2 separate regions of the Mus musculus genome follow, and region 1 is linked to region 2. The links are chromatin loops, found by intact Hi-C in ENCODE. Cell type or tissue: heart. All regions are shown on one strand. Each heading gives the region's core, and the rest is flanking DNA. Links, peaks and the distances in the headings are about the cores only.

The links. Peaks named below come from ENCODE experiments on the same cell type or tissue, not always from the same donor. Only the 100,000 strongest peaks of a DNase experiment are listed, where the experiment ranks them.
Region 1: a loop joins it to region 2, with 3 times the contacts of the local background. A loop is called at or near these places in 5 of 42 quality-filtered maps.

Annotation. Positions count from the first base shown.
Region 1 is chr9:65,190,867-65,200,043 of GRCm38, reverse strand. It overlaps Gm40527 (a long non-coding RNA gene), which reads right to left and starts at 6,812. Exons shown (of 3, transcript XR_870869.2): 1 at 4,569-6,812. Gm25313 (a small nuclear RNA gene) reads left to right here and starts at 3,357; the gene lies at 3,357-3,472. In heart, for the core only: no CTCF peak of the experiment used is centred there; DNase peaks (open chromatin) are centred at 950, 3,103, 3,742, 4,243 and 1 weaker place; H3K4me3 peaks cover 625 bases; H3K27ac peaks cover 4,535 bases.
Region 2 is chr9:65,026,647-65,035,636 of GRCm38, reverse strand. It overlaps Dpp8 (dipeptidylpeptidase 8), which reads right to left and starts at 3,179. Exons shown (of 21, transcript NM_028906.2): 1 at 3,014-3,179; 2 at 626-762. The coding sequence starts at 641. It overlaps Gm39362 (a long non-coding RNA gene), which reads left to right and starts at 4,225. Exons shown (of 3, transcript XR_870867.3): 1 at 4,225-5,824; 2 at 6,686-6,789. In heart, for the core only: a CTCF peak has its summit at 4,189 (motif pointing right); DNase peaks (open chromatin) are centred at 3,226 and 3,996; H3K4me3 peaks cover 1,706 bases; H3K27ac peaks cover 1,337 bases.

The sequences.
Region 1 (9,177 bases), core at 675-8,674, 160 kb before region 2:
GAGCTTCTGTTTGTGTCCCTTCTTAAATTCTATTATTAATGAGACTGAAAATCCCAAGAGGAGACATCAAGTTCCCTGATGGATGCCCCAAGACTAAGATGACATTTCTTTCCTGTCTTTCTTTAATCAGAGAACATGAACCCGTTCCTGCACCCCTAGATAACGTCAAAAGCACTTGCTGTCAAGCCTTGTGACCTGAGTTCGATCCCTGGAACGCACACAGTAAAAGAAAAGAACTGACTCCCACAGTTGACCTCTGACTTCCACATGTACACCACGGCATGTGCACTCCACTCACAATAATATCTGGAAAAACGTTAAAGAGGACAGGGTGCTAGAGCGGTGGCTCAGCAGTTAAGAGCACTAACTGTTCTTGCAGAGGACCCAGGTTCAGCCCTGATCTGGCAGACAGTTTGGCACTGTCTTCTGAATTGACCTTGTGGGGTCTACACATGCAAGCACAGTGAGACACACGTATAGAGAGAAAGGGGAAGGGGAGATCAATTACAGTTTGTTTGTTTGTTTGTTTGTCTGTTTTAATTTGTTTTGAGACAGTGTTTTTCTGCGTAGCTCTGGCTGTCCTGGAACTCAGAGACCCACCTGCCTCTTTCTCTCAAGTGCCAGAATTAAAGGTATGCACCATCTTTCCATCACTACCTAGTGAGTGAGTGAGTGTGTGTGTGTGTGTGTGTGTGTGTGTGTGTGTGTGTGTGTGTGTGTGTGTGTGGAGGGGGATGTCTCAGAGTGCCATCCATGTGTTTTGTTTTCAGTTTTTCAAAACAGTTTCTCTGTGTAGCCTTAGCTGACCTGGAACTGGATCTGTAGACCAGGCTGGCCTCAGACTCACCTGCCTCTGCCTCCCGAGTGCTGCAATTAATGGCCTGTACCACCACACTTGGCGCAAGCTGTTTGTCTCCTCCCAAAGGTCTTAGCTCAAAAGAAATCTCAGCGTCCCTTACTAGTACTCCTCAAACCTAATTCCAGAAGGAGTGTCTCGGCTCCGCCTCCTCTTCCCGTGAGGGAAAACCCAACATCCCAGCCCCTTTCTGAAGTAAAAAACCAAGTCGCAAACATGGCTGAGTCAACACTATCCGACACTGTAACCATTAGCCATGCTAGCCATTTAAAGGTAATAAATTAAAATACCATAATAAGAAGTCTCAGAGCTGAAGTTAGAGACGATGGTTCAGTGGTTAGGAGTATTCACTGCCCTACATGGATTCTGTTCCTGGTCCCTATATGCTGGTTCAAAACTGTCTCTAACTCCAGTCCCAAGAGATCTGACGCCTTCTTCAGGCCTCTGCACACAAATAGTCAGTCATACACATAAAATAAAAATAAACAAGCTGGGCGGTGGGGGCGCATGCTTTTAATCCCAGCTGTCCTAAGGCAGAGGCAGATAGATCTCTGAGTTCAAGGTCAGCCTGGTCTACAGAGTGAGTTCCAGGACAGCCAGGGCTACACAGAGAAACCCTGTCTCAAAACCAAACCAAACCAAACCAACAATAAATAAAATTAAAAGAAGAAGAAGAAAAAAAGCTGGGCTGGAGAGATTGCTCTTCCGAAGGTCCTGAGTTCAAATCCCAGCAACCACATGGTAGCTCACAACCATCTGTAATGGGATCTGATGCACTCTTCTGAGTGTGTCTGAAGACAGCTAGAGTGTACTTACATATGATAAGTAAATAAATCTTTGGGCTAGAGTGAGCAGGGCCAGAGAGAGAAGAAAACAAACAAAAACAAACAAAAAACGAAATGCTTAAAAAATAGTTCAGGAGCTGAGTGTGCCTCAGATGCAGCGTAAGAGCCTGTCTCTCAACAGCACTCTTTTCCCAGATGCACTAAGGTTTCAAGGGCCCCGCAGTCACAAGGGGACATGGCTGTCACTTTTTTGTTACAGCTGTTCCAAACTAAAAGGTCCAAGACCTGCTACTGGAGGCGAGAACTGCTGACTCACCTCATTGCGACTGAGGAGAGGTGGCCAGCACTGGGTGTGGTGGTGTGTGTCTGTGATCCCAGTATTTGAGACTGAGGCAAAAGCAGGAGGAGTTTGAGGCCAACCGGAGTCACCAATACACAAAAAGCACAGGGTCAGGGTGGGCAGGTCCTGGGCGCCACTGAAAACCACCAGGGAAAGGACAGGGAGTCTTAAAAGTTCAGGGTCAAAGACCCACAAGGTCTTGTCCACAGCAGTAATGTGGTCAACAGGAAACCGGAACTAGTGTTCAAGCTACAATTGTATTATTTATTTATTTATTCATTCATTCATTCATTTATTCATTTATTCATTTATTCATTCGAGACAGGGTCTGCACAGCTGTTCTGGAATCCACTATGTAGACCAGGCTGTAGCCAGGCCTCAAATTCACAGAGATCTGCCTGCCTCTACCTTCCAACTTCTGGGACTAAAGGCATGCACTATATGCCTGGCTGCAAGCTCCAATTTTTTTTTTTAAGATTTATTTATTTATTATATGTAAGTACACTGTAGCTGTCTTCAGACACACCAGATGAGGGCGTCAGACCTCATTACAGATGGTTGTGAACCACCATGTGGTTGCTGGGATTTGAACTCAGGACCTTTGGAAGAACAGTCGGGTGCTCTTACCTGCTGAGCCATCTCACTAGCCCGCAAGCTCCAATTTTAAAGCCAGCGTGGTCACAGACTCTTAAATGACAGATAAGAAAGCAAAGTGAAGCGCTGAGCACACGACTTAAATCCACTACACCCACAAGCTACTCAGATGCTCGCCGTGCAATCCAGGAAACAGGAAAGTGGTACACTGTTTAAACCCACCTCTCGCTCTCACTAAAGCAAGAGCCGGGATTTAGTGACCTCACAGTTGAATGGTATGCTCTTGTTCAAATTTATTGCAGTAATTAGGGTTGGGAATATAGCTCGTTGTAGAGTGCTTGTCTAATACGTGTGAGGCTCTACTTCCAATCCCCAGCATCACAAGAGTAAAAATAAAACAAATGTAGATTTTAAGTTAATAAAACATAGATGTACAGAAACACAGACTATAAAAATCTGATTCTCAGACTTGAACTACCAGCCAGTTCTGGGCGTCGCCCTCTGGTGGCCCAGCCGGACACTGCGTGGAGGCACCGCCCCCGCCCGTGTCCGCAGGGCGGGGCCGCCATATTATTTGCATACCCACAGAACACTGCGCACAATACAAAAACATATCGAAAAATTAATGTGTTGCTCTGAGAATATCTCCGTGAAAGTTAGATTAAATTTATAAAACAAAAAGAGTGGTTCTGTTTAGCTAGAATAGTTGCGAGTCAAGTGGACACCATCACTGTGCTAGGAGTTGTTCTTACCCGAGCTGTGAGTTACAGTACTGGTAAGCATACTCTGGTTTCTCTTCAGATCGTATAAATCTTTCGCCTTTTACTAAAGATTTCCGTGGAGAGGAACAACTCTGAGTCTTAAACCAATTTTTTGAGGCCTTGTTTCGGCAAGGCTATATTTAGAATGTCTAACAACAGAACTACTACTGTGCATTACTGATAGTTTGTATATCTACTCACTGCTTTAAGTGACCTACACAGCCAAGCGTTGAAATAGAGCTCTGGTAGACAGCTTGTGTGTGTGCTTGTGTGTGTTTTAAGGGGAAAAAACTGTGAGGAGAAGGCATGTAGATTTTAAGCCCATCCTGGTCTATATAGCAAGCTTCAGGGCATACATGGACTTTGATCAAAAACAAGCTTACCATTAGCCACAGTTAAAATTCTGCTCAGCACCAGACCAACATTCTCTTGAAGAGAGGGGCTAAGTCAGACCCAATGAAAGACTCCGTGATGATGGAGAGGGGTATAGCCGGATCATATTGCAGTGTTTCCTCTGGTGGACCCCCTTTTCCAGCCTGAGGGCTAGGGCTGAAGGTCCCAGGGAAGCCAATGTTTCGGACTTGACTTTGAGGCTGACAAAAGACTCCAGGTTGTTGTGGCAGGGAGAGAAAAGATTTGGGGAGATGCTGTTCTCAGCTAGCTGGGAGCTAAATATTGTGCAGTCTCTGCAGTCCTGAGTGTTTAAACAGCAGGAACCTGACTAGGGCCTGGTCTCCCCTATTTGTCAGGTGAATCAGATAGTCTGACACTCCCACCCGCTGTGCCCTAGGCTCTGACATTTCATGAAGTTAAGTGCTGAGCTCCAGGAAGTAGAGATCAGAGAGTGGCAGAACCAAAGTGCACTCGGTCTGTAAGAACCGCCCTGGCCTTTAGTGACTACAAGGCTGTCCATCCTGTGGGGCCTGACTCAGACAGGCTTCCTGTGGTGACGAAAATAGCAGAGACAGAACCATACTGCAAGGTCAATCCAAGCCTGACGGGCGGCAGATGCTGGCACGCGCCCACACAACATTCATAAGCAGGCTCACACAGTGCACTTCCATGCAAACACTCACACATGCATCCTCATATGCAAGCTGTCACAGAGCCATGTAAACACACCTGCATAACATTTCTGTAAATAACATGCAGGCACTTACACACACGTGCGCTTATGCACACACTCACATCCATGCAGTCACTTACATTCACATGTATGTTCACATACATACCTAGGAGTGGAACTGCTGGGCATGCTTGACTTCAGCTTAACGGCAGTCTCATGCATGCTAGCAGGCAAGCGCTTTGTGGAGGGTGGTGGGAGCAGTCTGCCCAAGAGTCATGAAGGCCTTGTTAGGGCAGAGGTGTGGGTGTCAGGCCTTGAGGGAGGCAAACACAGAATGTTCCAGAAAGGACCGGAAACACACACATCTCAGATCGGAATGGAATGGGTCCTGAGCTCACCCATTGTGTCAGAGTCCCAAAGACTGTTTCCCTGTGGTTAATTCCCATTGGAAGGAGCTAATTCCTGCCCATCTCTTCATCCCTTCAGGTTGGTGAAGCCTCCAGAAAGAGAAAATAAGCCTTTGGCTGGTGATCCTGGGTCTCTAACTTAAAATAAGACAAGCTGCCACTAGGGTTGTCCACATGTGACACATCAAAGAGGATGTAGCAGGCTTCTGAGCTCTTTATGTCCCAAACCCCTGACCCTAGTCAGTGGGAAGGCACATCCACACCAGGACCACTCTCCGAGATGGCAGACCTCGTACCAGCTGAAGGGAGAGTTTTGATTGCACTTTGGACCAGGGATCACTAATGAAGACACCATGGGGATGACTAAAGACACAGGATATAAAGGATTATAATTAGCTAACAGTAATGAATCCATCAGGTCCTGCTTTTCAAAGATGGCCCATAGAGACATACTTCATCTAAAACCTCCTCATATCCATTGCTAGAATAAGCACAGAGGGAGCCCACTGGACAAAACTGAGGACCTGTTAACAAGTGCCACAGCCTGCTGCCTAGTCTCATAACCTTGAGAGGCCTCAGTGTTCTCACCTATAGACTGGGAATAATTGTGTTTTCTTTACTGGTGGCTTCCTAATGGTAAAGCAGTCAGCTAGCGCTCTCTCTCTCTCTCTCTCTCTCTCTCTCTCTCTCTCTGTCTCCTAATGGTAAAGCAGTCAGCTAGCGCTCTCTCTCTCTCTCTCTCTCTCTCTCTCTCTCTCTCTCTCTCTTTCTCTTTGTGTGTGTGTGAAAAGGTTGTAATATGTATTAAGTCTGACCTGGATCCATCCTCCTGCCTCAGCTTCCAGAGTATTCACAGGACAGCCTTTAGTCCTTTTAAGAAGGAAATATTCTTTTGCCATGAAAGACGTTCTTTACTCCGCTGTGCCCCCCACCCCTGCCAGGATTCCAGTCCACGAGGGCATATCCAAGAGGGTATGTTGGAGCCAGCTACTAGCAAACGTGAGCATGGCTCAGTCACTAGTCTTCAAGTTCTTCCCCTTGTCCAGAAGGGTCTCCGTATTCTTCCTCCAAGACACTGTTGATGGCCCCACGTGTCTGGACTTCTTGTGCCTGGCCCAATTCCCCAAGGAAGCCAAGGAGGCGACAGACAGCACAGTATATCCGCGGCAGGGTGACCTTGGTTGACTTGGGGGGGGGGGGAGTGGACAATCTGCGGCCATCTTCTGGAATCTACATCCCTTCCTCAGATGCTGGGCCTCTGTCCCCAGGGGCTGACGCCTTGGCCACGGTAGGACCGTCCTCAGATGCAGGCAACTTCCGGGTTTAGTGGGTCTCCAGAGGTGCCATTTTCATTTAGATCAGGTGCTTTGCGGTGGGAAATCTCCAGATTTGGGGCTTTAGGAGGGATGCTGGTCCTTGAGTGGTCCCAACCACCCATACTTCATCCCCACATCAGTTACATGGGAAAGCTTGGGACTCCTCTCTGGGCTGCACACCTAAGAGAGAATCAAATCCAACTTTCCATCCAGTTAGCTGCATGTCTGTCGTTTGTCTCTCTCCCTCAGAGCCCGGGCATGCCTCTCTCGGATCGTGTTGCCAGGCGTTCCAAGGCTGGCCTCCTTCTGAAATGTTTTTGCTTTTAAACGATGGGAAGAAAAAGAGCCTCATTCTTTTTCAACTTTCTGGGCAGTGATGGTGAGAGGGCTTCTGGCTCAGGGGTCTAAGGTCATTGGGTCACTGCATGAACTCAGACAGGAGAGAGAACTCAGGATAGCAGGAATGCGCTGTACCGAAACCCTAAGTAGGCCAGCCTGCAGAGACCGGAAGTTTTCTCAGAGACACGCCCCTGAGATGCAACTTCCTTTCTCTAGGCTCCGCCTCCTAAAGCCCTCACTTTCTAGTAACCCTTCCCCAGTCGTGGGCATTTTAAGAACTTGGCAGATATAAAATGTAGCATTTTAAGCTAGGCGTGGTGGCGCACGCCTTTAATTCCAGCACTCGGGAGGCAGAGGCAGGCGGATTTCTGAGTTCGAGGTCATCCTGGTCTACAAAGTGAGTTCCAGGACAGCCAGGGCTATTCAGAGAAACCCTGTCTCGAAAAACCAAAGAATCCTTATTACTTGTATGCGTGAGAGTGCGCTTGTCCCGAAGTGCACTGTGGGTTCTAAGGGGTTGAATGCAGGTGGTGCTTTTACACTCCGGGCCACCTCACCAGCCTTAATTTTTTTTTAAAATTATTTACTTTTAAAATAGATTCTTTGAGAATTTCATAGATATACACAATGCATTTAGATCAGATCACCCCTCCAACACCCCACCACCACCACTACCTCAAAGTCTCCTCCAGCCACCAGCAAGGTTCAATTTGCTATGTAAATTAGCTTTGAACTCACAGAGATCTACCTGCCTCTGCCTCCAGGCTGCTGGAATTAATGGTGTTTACCACTGTGCCCGACATTTATTTTATTTGTTTATTCACCATTTATTTGTTTGTCTGCTTGTTTATCTAGAGACGAGTCTCTCACTGGTCTGGAACTCACCATGTAGGCTGGGCTGGCTGGCAAGTGAGGCACAGGGGTGGGGGTGGGGGGGACCATCAACCAACGGTCATGCCATGATGCCCATCTCAATGGCCACTGAGGACTGGGTGTGCATGTGGCTGGTTAGTTCACCATCGTGTCAGCCTTAGTGGAGTCTTGGTTGTGGTAACACAGCACCAGCAGGGTCCCTCTGGGGGACATTATTCCACTTCATAGGAGATAAAGACTCCAGGCTCAGGAGTCTGTAAACCTTGGCTACCCCACCCAACTCTTTGCCAGCTCCTGGACAGGGGTGCCCAGCAAGGTTTTCCAGCTGAAGGGGTGTAAACACATGGCTCACATCCCTTTGTTGTTTTCAGCAAATTAAAATTTATCTCTCGGGGAGGAAATGAGAGGTCATTCCCGCCCCCGCCCTTCTTCTTCTTAATGGGCTCTGATGAAGGAAATGAATTGAGGGGGGAAGGAATCAGAAACCCGATCCACCTCTTCTGGCTCAGAAAGGGAGTGGGGACTCTCTGTGCCCTCAGAAGGGCAGCTGGGCACAGTGTGTTTTATTATATAATTAACCTTGACCCTTTTGGGTTCAAAGAAAGAGGTTAGTTGGAAATAAATCAATGGTCTGGTCTGGTCACTTCAAAGACTGCAGAACCCGCTGGAAAATCCTATGTTTGTTCAGTGTGTAAATTGGAATAGGTATGCAATTCTTCTTGAAAGGTAGGAGGAGGGCTTTAGGCCTAACATTGAAATTAATTGTATATCCGCTTCCTCTAATCAGGCAGTCAGAGTCCTTTATTGTGTCTTAACAGGAAGAGGGGGAGGCCAGGAGAATGCATTGTGACCTTTGTGTGACTGCTGGGTTGGATTCAAGAACAGTCAACTCTGGAGAGCGCTACTAGGGTAGAGTCCTTTGTCACACGTCTGCAATATCTTTTTCTGTTTCACCCCCTGCTGCTGGGGGTTGAGCCCAGGGCCTCCTGCACACTAGGCAAGCCCTTTCTCCCTGAGCTATATTCCAACTGGAATCCTAGGACTCACCAAACCATCACTATCTGCACAAAAAGTGTTTATCAAGCGCCTACATTGCACCAGGTGCCAGGAATTTCCTAGTTGGCTCCTTATTTGATCTCTTCACAAAGCAGCTCTTAATGTCTGGTTATGATCGCCACTGGTTGAAGAAATAGTCAGAGGGGCAAAGGTCAGGCCTGGAGCTGCACTGGGATTCTCAAAGTCTGTTTTCATGCTCTGGAGGAGTGAAAGGGAGCTGAGGTTGGGGGTGGGGATGTTAAACTGCAAATGTCCCCCTGGGCTTTTTTTTTTTTTTTTTTTTTTTCATTTCCCTTAAGAAGTTAGACAGTAGCTGGGGCTGGAACCCAAGGCTTCACACACCCTAAGTGTCTTTCTACCAGTGCCGCACCTTTAGTAGCGGAAGCAAGCTTGTTTGTTTATTTTTACTATTAAATGTTTATGTGTGTCCATGTCGCAGTGGATGTGGATGTACATGTGTGTCTGCAGGTATGTGGGATACAGGCTTGTTACTTGGGTACTGGGGTCTGTACTCTGGTTCCTATGATTGTACAGTAAGCACTCTCGCTCACCGAGCCATCTCTCCAGCCCTATTATTATTATTATTACTACTACTGTTATTATTGGGAATGTATTTTTGCTATGTAGCCCAGGGCTGACACTACAGGGGTTGGGGGGTACACCACCATTTCAGCCCAGGTTTATCTTTTGTTTTGTTTTGAGAGACAGGATCTCACTGTGCAGTCCTTGCTGGCCTGAGACTTAAATGTTGCTGGCCTTGAACTCACAGAGAGCTGCCTGCCCA
Region 2 (8,990 bases), core at 1-8,000:
ACTGACTAAAATCTGACAGAGAATTGACTGAGTCTCAAGAGTATCAAGTGACAGTACCTGAGAGTGGTGGTTGTTGGCCCAACTAAAAGCTAGGAGGCCTACTTTCAATCATGTCAAAGGACCTAGTCTTCTGAGGGAGCAAGGGACTAAAATGAAAAGAATCCAACTCAGTTTCCTTAAGTGGGAAATCTCATCTCTCCTCTACCCCTTGCAAGTACAAGGCCAAGGAACAGAAAAGAGCAACACAGTAGACATCTAGAGTTTTACTGCCTAGCTGGAGTCATTAACACCTTTAGAGTCCTTCTATGTAAAAATTCACACCAACTTCTATTTAAAAACTGGAATTTCTGAATGGACTGTACTAGTCTCCACACATATACACACAGTACAGTTTAAATGACAGTCTGTCACTCTATTGACAGTAAATAGTCTGCACAACAGGGGCTGTGCAATTCATGCAACTGTGTAACTAATTTCCAGGATTCCCCCCATACTCTCTATATACAAATATGTCCTCAGAATATGTGGCCTGAATTTCCTAAAACTCAGCCCTATCCATTCTCAGCATTATGCACATATTTCACAGCCCCACCCTCTCCACTTCTGGACCTTCCCTGGTGCCTACCTGATGGTATTTTCATCTGCTCAGATCTCTTCTACTTTCAAAGAGATCATTTTCACCTGGCCCAACTTTAAGCACAGATCTCTCCGTTCATCCTGATCTCTTCTCACAGGAATCTTTCCTTTTCTCACCATCCAATCCTGCTTACCAGATAAGAGATGTTAATCATTAAAATGGACCATATACGGTCGAAAAAATATAAGCCTAAAAATCCCCAAATATTTAACTGATAGATTTCCTGTTAGTGTAATATGGAATGCCTGAATTCTTTGGGATCTCCAACTTGTCAAAACTGTGTTTGTGTTGATAGGTCTTACAAACCCTATGCAGGTCTTGAATTTAGTCCTCTTGCTTCAGCTTCCTGAGTGTGGAAATTGCAGACCTTTGCTAATGAGCTCGACCCTAAGATTACTTTTTTTCCAGAAATGTATAACTCAAATTGCGTAGTTAAGTTCTAACAGTAGGTGTAAATCTTGATGTCCAGACACATTCAAGGGAAAATGATAGGTTTTAAAAACTGCAAAAGCGGACCAGAGATGGCTCAGCAGTTAAGAGTTAATAATGATATTGCAGAGGCCCCAAGTTTGGTTCTCAGTAGCCATTTCTGGCTGCTCACAACCACCCATAAGACCAGTTCTCAGGGGGATCCAATACCTCTGGTTTCTATGGGAACTGCACTCACATGCACATACCCTCACGCATACACACAAACCTTTTTAAAAAGGCATATAGATGTGAGGTGTCAACTGTAAAGCCTTGACTTTGGCGGATGTAATGTATTTCTAGGGTCAGGGAATTAGTTCAAAAGGCAAAAGCACTGTGGCAGAAACCCAAAGATCCCAGGGAAGCCAGGGGAGCATTGGAGCGGCTGTCAATCCAGCAGCCCGAATGCAGCAAGGGAGGCATACATAGGAGAACCGCTGAAGTTGATCAGCTAGCCTGGGATACACAGCAATTGCGACTCTGCCTCAACGAAGTGTAAAGGGAGGACTCCCAAAAGTTATCCTCCGACTTCCACACGATCCCGAAGACATGTGCGTGTAGAGCCGCGAGCACACACAAGCACACACACACACAAAGACAGAATTTATTTCTATGTGCCTATGTTCCTTTTACATGATGTCATAACGAGCTGATGAAAGAATAAATTCAGTACAATAAAAAATGTGTATTATAGGTCATTGTTTGCAGAAAGGGAACTTGAATTTAACAACTAAATTTTGTTCACTTCTCTGTTTGTAGCCAAGGTTAATCTTGAACTCAAGATCCTCTTGCCTCGGCCTCGCAAATGCTGGGGTTACAGGTATGCAGCACTATACCCAGCTACAATTTCTGACAAAGCTGTCCTATTCTTTAAGAGTACTCCATTTTGCCTTCTTTTTCTTGCCATAATATTGAGAATAAGTGAGATAGGTAGCTTTTCTAAAAAATAATCACGAAGCCAGTTGATAGTCTAGCTTAGGGGGAAAAATGTGTGTTATTTTTGCAACAGTAAATAATATGTTATCAGTTTAGACTCCAAGCTCTGTATGCCACATAGAGATGAAGAAGCTATGTGGCAAGAGGAGGGTAAAAATGTTAGCAGCAATAGGCTAAGAGTCAAGACACCTCCCCAAAGCGCGAAGCCCCTCATTCTGAAAAATGACATATTGTGTTAAAAAGAGCTTCGGGATTCTTGGGGTGGGGTCTCTAGAAATGGCATCCCGTAGCTTTTTACGGTAAGAACCAATCAGTCGTCTAGACCCTGCACACCTCACTGGAGCCTAGCCATTTCACTTTTCTGTGTCTACAGCTGAGAAAGTTTATCCGACGTAAAGGGCTTGAAAGCTATGAATGAGGAAGGAGGAGAGGTGTGGCAGCGAATGTGGCGCGAGAGGACAGTAGGAACAGCAAGGCTTAGTTAAAAGAGGATGAGCAAGCTGGACAGGAAGGGCAAGGACCCTGCTGCGAATGCGTGGAACAGAATGGCAGCGAGACAGTGAGCGCGGAGGGATGGATCTAGAGTGAAGCAGGAGGGAGGGAGGAAGGAACACCCGGCTAGGGGAAAGCAGCGAGTCCAAAGGCGAATCCCATCCGCCACTGGCGGACCTCAGGCGAACCCCTTCGCCTCTGCGGATTTCCGTTTCCTCCTCCGAATGCCCGGACTGTCCCCGGCATCCCAACCCAAGCCAGGCTCTATCAAGATAACGGACGTGGGAGTCCGAGCGGGCAGCAGCCAGCGTTCAGGGGCGCCCAGTGAACGTTGGCAGCCTCGCAATCCGAGTGTGCGCTTCCTCTTCCGGCCAACGGGGCCCAGCCACCCGCTCTCCCGGCGGGAGCGGCCCGAGGGCGGCCGGCCGGAGCTCCGTGGCCTCGCGGGCGCAGGGGAGGGAGAGCGGGCGGATACTGCACCTTCCCCCCGGGCCCGCCCGGACCGTCCGGATGCGCTATGGAGCGGGCCTACGCCGCTTCATGCCGCGCCGCCTCCGCTCCCGTCGGGGCCACAGCAGCTTCCTCGGCGGCGGCCCCCGCGGCCCCCAGGCAGCGGACGAAGGGACTTAAAAGCGGCGGAGGCGAAGACAGCACCGGAGGCCTCGGCACTTCCGGTTCCCCGAGCCCCGCCCTCCGACAGAGGAAGGCTAGCGGCCGGACCAAGAAAGGATGACTCTCGCTTCTGTGCGCGAGGGGGCCCCACAGCGCCACCGAGCGGCGGGAGGAGGTGCCGCACGTGGACTGCCTGACAGGAGGGAAAACATACAAGGTTAGAAGAGAAAGCAACATTCACCCCACCTCTGTTAGCTACTCAAAGTAAATAAACTTCATGTTCACTGGCCGGTGGGATGGCTCAGCAGGTACAGGCACCTGGGCCTACAAGATTTCTGAAAGAACAAGCCAGGTCCAGCAGGCGCTTATCCAACCTCTATATCCAATCTCTGTCTGTCTCTGTCTCCCTCTCTCTGTCTCTCTGTCTCCCTGTCTCTGTCTCTCTGTCTCTCTCTCTCACTCACACACACATCCCTGCGTTAGAGCAGAAAGCCAAAATTCCTGCCTTTTTGAGATGACAGAGGCCAACCATGGCTTTGGAGACCTCAGCATTACAGTTATGACGGAAAAAAACAAACAAACAAATGTGAATTTGGATACAGAAATTTTTCTTTTCTTTTCTTTTTTCTTTTTTTAATTTTTTTTTCAGTGACGTTTACATTTTATTTACGTCAGTAGCACTAAAATACATTCCTCCTTGAGGGTCACATTTCCACAACACACATTAACACCAATCCATACTCCATAAGTGCCCACACCACCTCCCACCAAAACCAAGCAAACTCAGCAAACACTTCCTGGTCACTTCCTCAAAACCCGGGTGGGTCCTGTCCCGGCTCCTAGCTACGGCAGTGCCCAGAACTCACAAAGCTTCCCCTTTCCACACTGCGGACCCATCTCAAGCTCACCAACACTGTTCATCATGTGCTCATTTTTTTCTTTTTTTTTTTTTTTTTAACTAATTGATTATTTATTTTATGTATATGAGTGCTCTATCAGCATGTACACCTGCATGCCAGAAGAGGGCATCAGATCCCATTATAGATGACTGTGAGCCACCATGTGGTTGCTGGGAATTAAACTCTGGACCTCTGGAGCAGCAGCCAGCGCTCTTAACCTCTGAACCATCATCTCTCTAGCCTCCAGAACTTTAATGTTAAAGATCTTTAGTAGACCACCCATTCTTTGTTGGGTTGGGGTCTTCTCTCTGTAAATGGATATAACAACATTGGCATTCAGTAGTGATAAAAGCTAACAATGCCTGTGGCACTGAGACATGAAAGATGGAGAAATAAGGCCTGGAGGTGGCTGCTACACTGAGAGGCAGGTCCCTTGACCCATCATTTATTTCCTAATCCACACTGTACGTTAGCTGAGGGAAAGAGTGGGGAAAGAAGTGTAAAGGTAGCTGGGAAAGTAGGCAGAGACCAGACTGGTGGAGGAGCTATGCCTCCCCAGTTCCTGTTACTGTCTTTGGGAGCTGTGTATCAGTGGGATTATTGTAATGGCATTAAGAGAGGACCCACAGGCACCATGTCCTACTGCAGTGTGTACTGACCCACTGTGAGGTTAAAGGAGCCTTCCCTTGAATTTTTTTCTTTTTTCTTTTTGATGTTGAGCTCCCTAAAAGAAAGGACAGTAGGGGCTGGAGAGACGGCTCAGTGGTTAGGAGTACCAACTGCTTTTCCAGAGGTCCCGAGTTCAATTCCCAGCAACCACATGGTGGCTCACAACCATCTGTAATGGGATCCGATGCTGTCTTCTAGTATGTCTGAGGACAGACAGTACTCTCATATATGTAAAATAAATAAAATCTTTTAAAAGAGAAAAAGAACAGTGGTTTTCTCTAAGTATCCCATTTGACGTCTCTGATCTGAGAGCACGTTTTAAGACTCTAAATACATACACCTACTCCATTATCAAAATACAGTGTGCTATCTTGAATTTCCTTTGGGCTCATGGATTCTCTATCATTTGCTGACGCTATTCTCAAATCTGGGCCCACAAAGAGCGAGGGAAAAGGACACATCTGATTTTTGTGCAGTTTGCGTCCTCATAATGAATTAGAAGAAAGGCCTGGTGGTACAGGCTGGAAATCCCAGTACTCAGGAAGTTGAGGCAGGAGGATTCTGTCTGAGTTCAGGACCAGTCTGGACAACAGAGACAGAGACAGAGACAGAGACAGAGACTCAGATTTGTAAGTTTTCAGAGTTATTTTCTCTCTCCTCCACTGTGGTTAAGATGAACAAACAAACCCTCCCCGGCTAGGACTGTATCTCTGCAGTAGGACAGGTGCTTAGCAGCAGGGTGTGGTGCCTTGCACCTGTAGGTCCCTGTTTGGGAAACTAGATAAGAGAACTGCCGTGAGCTTGAGCTTAGCCTAAGCTATCCAGTGAGATGGAGGCCAGCCCAGCTTATATAGTGCTTTCTAGACCAGGCAAGCCTTGCTACAGAGTGTGACCCCGTCTCTAGCTCCTCCTCTTCCCCCTCACAGATGTGCTTGGCACATCTGAAGCCTTGGACTCAATCCCCCAGCACCGAGGCTTCTAAACAGCCCTCAGATTCTGGTGAAGCTGTAGGGCAGCGTCTGTAGCACCGCATCTTGCCAACACCACCTATGTCCGTACAGCCACGGAGCAGAGGTCCTAGCCAGAGCTGAGCTGGGCCTTAGTGGAGAGGGTAGGTTTGTGCGGAGTTCCAAGCTGTCTCCCCTGGGAAAATGCTAGAAAGATACTTCTCTAATATTTCATGCAACATCTCTCCCTGCAGCTTCCTATGTGGTTTTCTTTCCCCCTTGCCAAGAACATAAAAGCTGCTTAGCACAATCGAGAATTGTCTCTTCAGGGGTAGGTGTCCAGTAACTCCCATCTCAGGGGTGGGTGTCCCATAGCTCATCCCTCATCAGTGTGTGTCCCACTGAAAGATCCTGACAGAATGTAAAAGGTCACAGAAGCCCTGAAATTGGCAAGATAGATTTCATTGTTAGCAGAACTAGCTTCACTAATTTAGAAAAATAGAGGTGCACAATGCTCTGGCCACTCCTTGAACCCTTGTGTCTGCCAGTGTTTTGACCGTTCCTTGAACCCATGTGTGTGCCCGCTGATGAAGCCCATTGCCAGGTGTTTGTGATATTGGTTGCTGGGAAAGAGTCAGAAAATCTCCCAAGCAACCACAGCAGGGCCAATCCGGAGTTGCTACATCTACACCAGACTCTTTCCTTGTACCCCTTCCATACCCATTTTTTTTTTTTTTGAGAATAGACATTGTTTAGATCTGGAAATCCCCTAATCCCCCCTTCTCCTTTCCCCCCTGAGGGCCTATAAAAACGTGGACCCCTTTCCCCTCGTGATCGACTCCTCTACCCCTGCATGGGATATGAGTCGTCCCCAGAGCTCTGGCTTTCCCCGAATAAAGCCTCATGTGGTTTGCATCAAGCTTGGTCTCTTGTGAGTTCTTGGGTGTCCACTATTGCCCCGAGGCCTGAGCAAGGGGCTCCTTTCAGAGTCTTTCTCTACAATTCATGTCTCCCTTTTGTTTCAGCACAGTCTTTTTCAGTGTGCCTGTCAAGATTCCTGAGAAGCACCAGGAATGGTGGGGCACACTTTTAACCCCAGCACTCTGGAGGAAAAGACTGAGATATCTAGGTGAGTTTAAGGCCAGCCTGGTCTACAAAGTGATCTTCAGGTCAAACAGTGCTACACAGAGACAACTGTCTCAAAAAAAAACCAAAAAAACAAAAACAAAACAAACAAACAAACAACAAAAAAACTAAACCAAACCACCACCACCACCAGCAGCAGCAGCAGCAGCAGCAGCAGCAGCAGCAGCAAACCCTGAGAAGCCTGCCCGATTCCTTTGTGCCCACTTTATGTGAACAAGTGAGTGAGCGGCTGAACCTAAGTGTCTCATTACATCTCTACTGGCCAAGCAAGTCAGGCCTTGCCAGGTCTTGTTATATGTTATTGATAAAGCTTAGCTGGTTCTATGCTGCTCTGTAGTTTGGCACTGAACAGGAAAAGACAAGTTACCTAGGCTATGAAGTGTGACTAAGACAGCACCCCAGGTAATGGGGCTTCGAGAGGTGGCTTAGCAGTTAAGAACACTTGATCTGCCAGGCATGGTAGCGCATGCCTTTAATCCCAGCACTTGGGAGGCAGAGGCAGGCGGATTTCTGAGTTTGAGGCCAGCCTGGTCTACAGAGTGAGTTCCAGGCCAGCCAGGGCTACACAGAGAAATCCTGTCTCAAAAACCAAAACCAAACCAAAACAAAAAAACCCCACTTGATCCAGGGCTGGGGAGATGGCTTAGTGGTTAAGAACACTGGGTCCTATTGAAGAGGATCCAGGTTCAGTCCCCAGCACCCACATGCAGCTCACACTTGTCTGTAACTTCAGTTCCAGGACTTCTGACCCCCTCACACAGACTTGTGTTCAGGCAAAATAGCAATGAGCAGCAAATAAAAAAAAAAATTTTTTTTTTTAAAGGTGTGTGCCACCACGCCCGGCACAAATAAAAATTTTAAAAGAACTCTTAAAGCTCTTGGGCACCAGGAACTCACATAGTGAATATACATAGATATAGATAAACCCATACACATAAAATAAAAACAAATCAATTTTCTTTAAAGATAGTACAATGGGGGTGGGGGGAAGGGGACTGAGAGGGATCTAAATTGAATGAATAAATTAATAGGAAAAAAGCTAGCTTATCAGGGCTAGTACAGGTCCACTCACATGCAGCCTGAAACAAATCTCGAGGGAGATTGTGAGTGGAAGGTGAGACCTTTCTGTACTGAGGTCTGTAGGATCTAGGCTACATCCTGGAGGCAGTTCCTGTTGGAGGTAATGGGTCTATAGTCCAGACTCGGACTGGGCCTCTACCAGTGACCAGGTTTAAAGAACTAAACTTCAGCAATGAGGTAGACCTGGCCTCACATCCAGATCTTCTCCCCGCTAACAGGAATGCCAGCCCCTTCTCAACGTCACCTCCCTCACTGTAAGCTGAGAAGAGTAGCACAGCTCAGATGGACATCACTGAGTGAAATGATGATTAGAAATGCCCGTGCACAGCAGGGGTTCCATGTGTCATCTGATTTATTAATGAGAGTAATGTGAGTGATACAGAGGCGGAGAGCACAGAGCCAGCCGGGGCCTGAACCATCCTCCTTGGACAAGACGCTTAGATCCCATGCATAGGCATGTGTGCACATTCTATAGACATTCTCATATATGTGTATATATTTTTTAAAATTAATTAATTATTATTATTATTTTTGGTTTTTTGAGACAGGGTTTCTCTGTATAGCCCTGGCTGTCCTGGAATTCACTTTGTAGACCAGGCTGTCCTCGAACTCAGAAATCAGCCTGCTTCTGCCTCCCAAGTGATGGGATTAAAGGTGTGCACCACCATGCCTGGCATATATATTTTATATACAAAATATATATCATATATATTATATGAGCCCCTATACTTACTTTTTTTGCTTCCCAAAGAAAGGAGAGTGAGGCAGAAGGCCGCTTAATGGCAGTTTTTAGATGGAACTCCCAAAATTAACCAACAAGGTGTAATGATTTCAGGAGCTGGGGAGTTAGTTAAGTCAGTTGGTAAAGTGGTTGCCATACAAGCCTGGTGACCTGAGTTTGATTCCAAGTACCTACATAAAAAAGCCAAGTTTTGGCAGCACATATTTTGTTGTTCCAGCATTGAGGAGGAAGAAATAGGATGCTTCCTTGGGCCCCTCTCCTGACAGGCTAGCTGAGCTGGGCAGTCTTTTGGTCCACTGTGAGCCCCTGTCTTAAAATTAATAAAATAATCGATTAGGTGGACAGCGATTGAGGAAGACCCT